Regions from separate parts of the Homo sapiens genome. Here region 2 is linked to region 1. A link is a loop called in an ENCODE intact Hi-C map of the cell type or tissue named here. Cell type or tissue: GM12878. All regions are shown on one strand. Each heading gives the region's core, and the rest is flanking DNA. Links, peaks and the distances in the headings are about the cores only.

Region 1 (2,902 bases), core at 187-2,686:
CCAGGCTGGTCTCGAACTCCTGAGCTCAAGTGATCCGCCCACCTCGGCCTCCCAAAGTGCTGGGATTACAGGTGTGAGCCACCGCGGCCGGCCAGGAGACACTCTATTTCTACAAAAAATAAAAAAAAATTAGCCAGGCGTGGTGGTGTGCACCTGTGGTCCCAGCTACTCTGGAGACTGAGGTGGGAGGATCACTCGAGCCCAGGAGCAGGAGGCTGCAGTGAGCTATAATGGCGCCACTGCACTCCAGCCTGGGGCACAGAGCAAGACCTTGTCTCCAAAAAAGTTAAAAATAATTGTTTAAAAAGACTTCATGGACAAGAAGCTGCTCTGTCTGTCCATTTGGCCACATCCAGTCCTCAGGGCTCTCAACTCAGGCCCAGCATCCCTTGCTCTGCCCCATCTGCAAATGTGCAGTGACAGCATCTATACTCCTGAAACCCTCCGTCGGCCTCTGACACAGCGGAACACGAAGAACACCCTTGAGCTCCTTGGCCTCCTGCGTGGCATCAGCCCCATGCCTCCCAAGGGCCCCATTATCTAAATTTAATCTCATGTGACAGGTGCCCAGAGCTGTTTCTGCCTGGTGATTTATGGAGACAAAGTGGGCCCCCTTCCAGACCGAGGGTAGTCTGCCCCAGCACCAAGATATGTGGGAGAACTGGTTCCAGGTTTGCCAGGCACCCAGGGCGACACCCACTTGTCCGTTCTGCCCATCCTGGGGACAGCAAAGTCCCTGGGCTACTTTGGAGTGGCTTTTTTATTTTTAAGTGCAAATACTTTTATATTCAGCCCCTGTAAAGCTATCGGATATTTGAAAAAATTGTGTATTTTTGTTGTTTTCTTTTTGAGACGACGCCTTACTCTGTTGCCCAGCCTGGAGTGCAGGGGCATGATCACAGCTCACTGCGGCCTGAAGGTCCTGGGCTTAAGTGATCCTCCGGCCTCAGCCTCCCGAGTACCTGGGACTACAGGTGCACGCCACCATGCCTTGTTGCTTTTTAATTTTTTTTTTTTCTTTTGTAGGGACAGGGTCTCACTATGTTGCTTAGGCTGGTCTTGAACTCCTGGTCTCAAGCAATTCTCCTGCCTCAGCCTCTCAAAGTTCTGGGATTATAGTGTGAATCACTGCACCCAGCCATAAAAACTTTTTTTGTTGGTTTGTTTTTGAGACAGAGTCTCACTCTGTTGCCCAGGCTGGAGGGCAGTGGCATGATCTCGGCTCACTGCGACCTCCACCTCCCAGGTCCAAGCAATTCTCCTGCCTCAGCCTCCTGAGTAGCTGGGACTACAGGTGTGGGCCACCACGCCCAGCTAAATTTTTTTGTATTTTTTTAGTAGAGACAGGGTTTCACCATGTTGGCCAGTCTGGTCTTGAACTCCTGACCTCTAATGATCCACCTGCCTTGACCTCCCAAAATGCTAGGATTATAGGCATGAGCCACCACGCCCAGTTGAAAGTTTTTAAATGTGAACCAAAGAATCTAGTTTTAAGAACTTAGCTAGGAACAAGTGAGTTCTTACTCACATAATGGAGTTCTCCAAATGAGTAACAGGAAGTGTAAAATGAAAGGCACGTCCCTTAGAGATTTGAAATTCTTCTGTGGCACAGTCCTGGCTGTGCTCTTTATTGAAGAAGTCTGCAGTCATTTTCAGAATTCACTCTAGAAGCTGACTTTTTAATTTGGGCATCCATAAACTAGTCATGGCAAAAGACACACAAACAAAAACACCATCACGCCAAAAAGGATGAAGAGCCAGGGATCCAACCAGTAGGAGAGCTCGGGAAGCGCGTTTGCTCTGGACTGAGGCCTGGCCACTTCTGGGGACCATCCTAGCCATCTGCCACGCGCCCACCTCCACCTCCTTCCTGAAGACCCGCCGCAACCCTAGCACTTGAAAAAGCCCTACTTATTCATTTTTGTTGTGGTAGAATAAACACTATGAAATTTACCATTTTAACCATTTTGAGTGTACAGTTGACCAGGTGTGGTGACTCATGCCTGTAACCCCAGCACTTTGGTAGGGCGAGGCAGGAGGATCGCTTGAGGCCAGGAGTTTGAGATCAGCCTGGGCAACATGGTGAGATCCCATCTCTATTTAAAATACAAAAATTAGCCAGTGTGCTGGTGCTTGCCTGTAGTCTCAGCTACTGGGGAAGTTGAGGCACAAGAATTGCTTGAACCCAGAAGGTGGAGGTTGCAGTGAGCTGAGATTGCACCACTGCACTCAGCCTGGGAGACTGAGTGAGATCCGTCTTTAAAAAAAAACAACAAAAAAGTTAGCCAGGTGTGGTGGTGCATCCCAGCTACTCGGGAGGCTGAAGCAGGAGGATTGCTTTGGCCAGGGAAGTCAAGGCTGCAGTGAGCTGAAATCGCACCACTGTACTCCAGTGTGGGTGGTAGGGTGAGACTCTATCTCAAAAAAAAAAAATATAAAAAAGTAGTTCAGTAGTGTTAAGTATATTCACATTGGCCAGGCACGTTCGCTCATGTCTGTAACCCCAGCACTTTGGGAGGCCGAGGTGGGTGGATCACCTGAGGTCAGGAGTTCAAGACCAGCCTGGCCAACATGGTGAAACCCTGTCTCTACCAAAAAAAAAAAAAAAATTAGCTGGGTATGATGGTGGGTGTCTGTAATCCCAGCTACTCGGGAGGCTGAGGCAGGAGAATTGCTTGAACCCAGGAGATGGACGTTGCAGTGAGCCAAGATGGTGCCACTGCACTCCAGCCTGGGCAACAGCGCGAGACTCTGTCTCAAGAAAAAAAGTATATTCACATTGTTGTGTAAGGAATTTCCAGAACATTTTTTATCTTGTAAAACTGAAACTCTATCCATTAAATACTAACTCCCCATTTCCCTCCTCCAGCCTCTGGTAACCCCCATTCTAGTTTCTGTCTCT
Region 2 (2,902 bases), core at 299-2,798, 590 kb after region 1:
CGGGCCGGTGGCGGCGGAGAAAAGTACTTGGATGTTTGGAGAGAAGGCTTGGAGCTGAGCAGGTTACTTGTTGTCTTTGACATAAAAGGATCTGGGGAGAAGTCATCATCCCACTCAAAGCCACCACCTAGAAATAAAAAATAAAACCCCACCCTTTTTATCACTGCGTGATGAGGGAGAGGGGGAGCCTCTGGGCAGGTGCGCCCTGCAGGTCGGAAGACACAGCCCGGCCCGGCTGGCAGATGGCAGTTCTGTGCCCATGTCAGGGGGCGTCATTAAAGCAACATGGGAAGTTACCCTCAAAAAACCTTTACATTACTCAATTTTTCAGTTTCCTTTAAAACTAGACAATGACGTGAAATACCTTCTTCGTCGGTGGAGCTTTCGGAGTTGATGCACCTGCTCAGGTAGGGAGAGCCTGAGGCTGGGGCTGGGCCGCTCAGGTCCGGGCCGCACGCCTCTCCTCCACAGGGCCCCAGCTCTTTGGTTGGGGTCTCCTGAAAAGTCAAACAGAAACTCCTGTCAGCAAAGGCCTGCTCACGGGAACCCCCCGTGTGACCGCTTCCCCACTGGCAGGCGCATCAGACTCATCGACTGAGAAGTAAGCGTCTCAAGACAAGGGCGGCTCCAGGCCTGGGAGGACGGACAGACACTAGGCCCTGTCTCTCCCTCTGCCTGCAGCTCTGACCTCGGCAGAGGCATGAAGCAGCCCTCTGAGGCTGCAGAGAAGCGCAGAGCAGCAGGCAGGCGGGCACGAGCGGCAGTGCTCAAGGTGCCACCCACCAGCAACAAGTGTGTCGGCTTCTCCTCCACAATCCCCCGCCTGGACTCAGGTCAGCCCGGAATCCAAAGTGGGCACTGCCCTGGACACAGTGCTCCAGGAGAAGCCCTTGGTTCTGGCTTCGGAGCAGGAAGGGGGTCTTCTGATGCTCAGAAAGAGAAGGGGGAATTCCAGCTTTCTTCTTTTCTCTGTTCTCTTGCTCTCCAGTCTCAAGCAATCCTGGGGCAACAGCTGCCTATAATCCTGAGGGCCATGAAGCCTCCTCTCCACTGGAGGACTGTGATCACGAGCGGGAGGGGACCCTCGCTGAGTTTTTTTCCCTTCTGTCCTCCCACTGCTTGGCTCCAGATGCGCGTGCGATTGCAGGAAGTATGGCACATCGTGTAACTAAAGCCTCAACTTTCTAGCTAGGGGACCAGAAAGCAGAGGCCCAAAGAACTGCAAGTATCAGGGACATCACAGAAGAGGGAGGAGCTCAAAAAGGTGACCCGATGAAGTTGCTGGGGGGCTCCTGGGCTGTGTGTGGTAGATCTGACTCTGAACACACCCAAGCTTTGAAAATGAACCTCAGGGGAGACCGGGGTGGGGTGCGGGGCACACACGTGGGGCAGGTTCAAACAGCACAGCGAAGGCTTTGAAAGGGGAACTGGGAGCTGACACTGAAACCACAACCCACAGAAGGCTGCTTGGAGCTTGTGGCCTGCACCCACCGGGTCAAGGCCTGCTAAGGTAAAAGTATCAACATGATTCACAGCATTTACACATGGCACAGACTGCCTAACATGATAGGAGGATCCAAAAGCTAAAATTACTTCACATACAAAAACCAGGAACACCTCAATTTACCTGGGAAAAGACAATCAACAGGTGCCAGTGTCACCGTACCACAGATGTTGGAATTATCTGAAAAAGGACTATTATAAAAATGCTCCTACAACTAAGGGGAAACACTCTTACCATGAACAGAAATAGGGAAAATCTTAGCAAAGGAACAGATGATAAGAAGAATGACAAAAAGCAAAACTCAGAAAAGAAAAGTATAATAACCAAAATCTAGCAATTCAATGGATGGGCTCAACAGCATAATGGAGATGACGAAGGAAATCATCAGGGACCTTGAAGACAGAGCAACAGAAATCACCCAATCCAAACAAGAGCAAGAAAAAAAAAACCTGGAGGAAGAAAGGACCAGAGCCTCAGAACCTATGAGAGAATACACAGGGTCTAACCCTGGAGTCCCAGGAAGAGAGGAGACAGGGCGTGGGGCAGAAAAAGTACTAGAAGAAAAGAATGCCTGAAAACTTCTTAAATTTGGTGAAAGATACAAAACTACAGATTTAAGTTTAGCAAAACAAAAACGGGATAAATACAAAGAAATTGGGCCAGGTGGGGTGGCTCACAACTGTGATCCCAGCACTTTGGGTGGCTGAAGCAGGAGGATCCCTTGAGGCCAGGAGTTCAAAACCAGCCTGGGCAACACAGTGAGATGCTGTCTCTACAAACAATTTAAAAATTAGCTAGGCGTGGTGGTGCACGCCTGTAGCCCCAGCTACTCAGGAGGCTGAGGAGGGAGGATCACTGGAGCCCAGGAGTTCAAGGGTGCAGTGACCTATGATCGTGCCACTGTACTCCAGCTAGTGACAGAGCAAGACTCTGTCTCAAACAAAACAAAACAAAACAAAACAAAACACACACACGAAGAAATCCACCCTCAGATGCACCATAATCAAACTGCTGAAAGCTAAAGACAAAGATTTGAAAGCAGCCAGGGATAAAACATGTATTACAGCTTGAGCATCCCAAATCGGAAAACCAAAAATCCAAAATGCTCCAAAATCCAAAACCTTTTGAGCGCTGACATGACGCCCAAAGTGTTCACTGGAGCACTTGGGATTTCAAATTTTCAGATTTGGGATGCTGAACTGGTGAGTATAATGCAAATATTCCAAAATCTGAAAAAATCAGAAATTTAAAATGCTTCTGGTCCTAAGCATTTCAGATAAGGGACGCTCCACTTGTACTTCTAGGAGAAGAATGATCTGAGTGACTGCAAATTTCTCATGAGAGACCGTGGAGGGTGGAAGGAAGGGATACATTTTTAAAATGCTGAAAGAAAACAAT

What was found. Hi-C counts contacts between places; a loop is a spot of excess contacts. Peaks named below come from ENCODE experiments on the same cell type or tissue, not always from the same donor. Only the 100,000 strongest peaks of a DNase experiment are listed, where the experiment ranks them.
Region 2: a loop joins it to region 1, with 6 times the contacts of the local background. A loop is called at or near these places in 1 of 110 quality-filtered maps.

What each region holds. Positions count from the first base shown.
Region 1 is chr7:98,794,989-98,797,890 of GRCh38, reverse strand. No RefSeq gene overlaps it. Among named protein-coding and RNA genes, the nearest start is that of TMEM130, 74 kb to the left of the region's middle. RefSeq lists an enhancer at 1,422-1,481. In GM12878, for the core only: no CTCF peak of the experiment used is centred there; a DNase peak (open chromatin) is centred at 1,580; H3K27ac peaks cover 1,789 bases.
Region 2 is chr7:98,201,169-98,204,070 of GRCh38, reverse strand. LMTK2 (lemur tyrosine kinase 2) reads right to left here. Exons shown (of 14, transcript NM_014916.4): 12 at 365-497; 13 at 1-127. Among named protein-coding and RNA genes, the nearest start is that of BHLHA15, 8.8 kb to the left of the region's middle. RefSeq lists an enhancer at 299-478. In GM12878, for the core only: no CTCF peak of the experiment used is centred there; DNase peaks (open chromatin) are centred at 565 and 1,430; H3K4me3 peaks cover 930 bases; H3K27ac peaks cover 1,516 bases.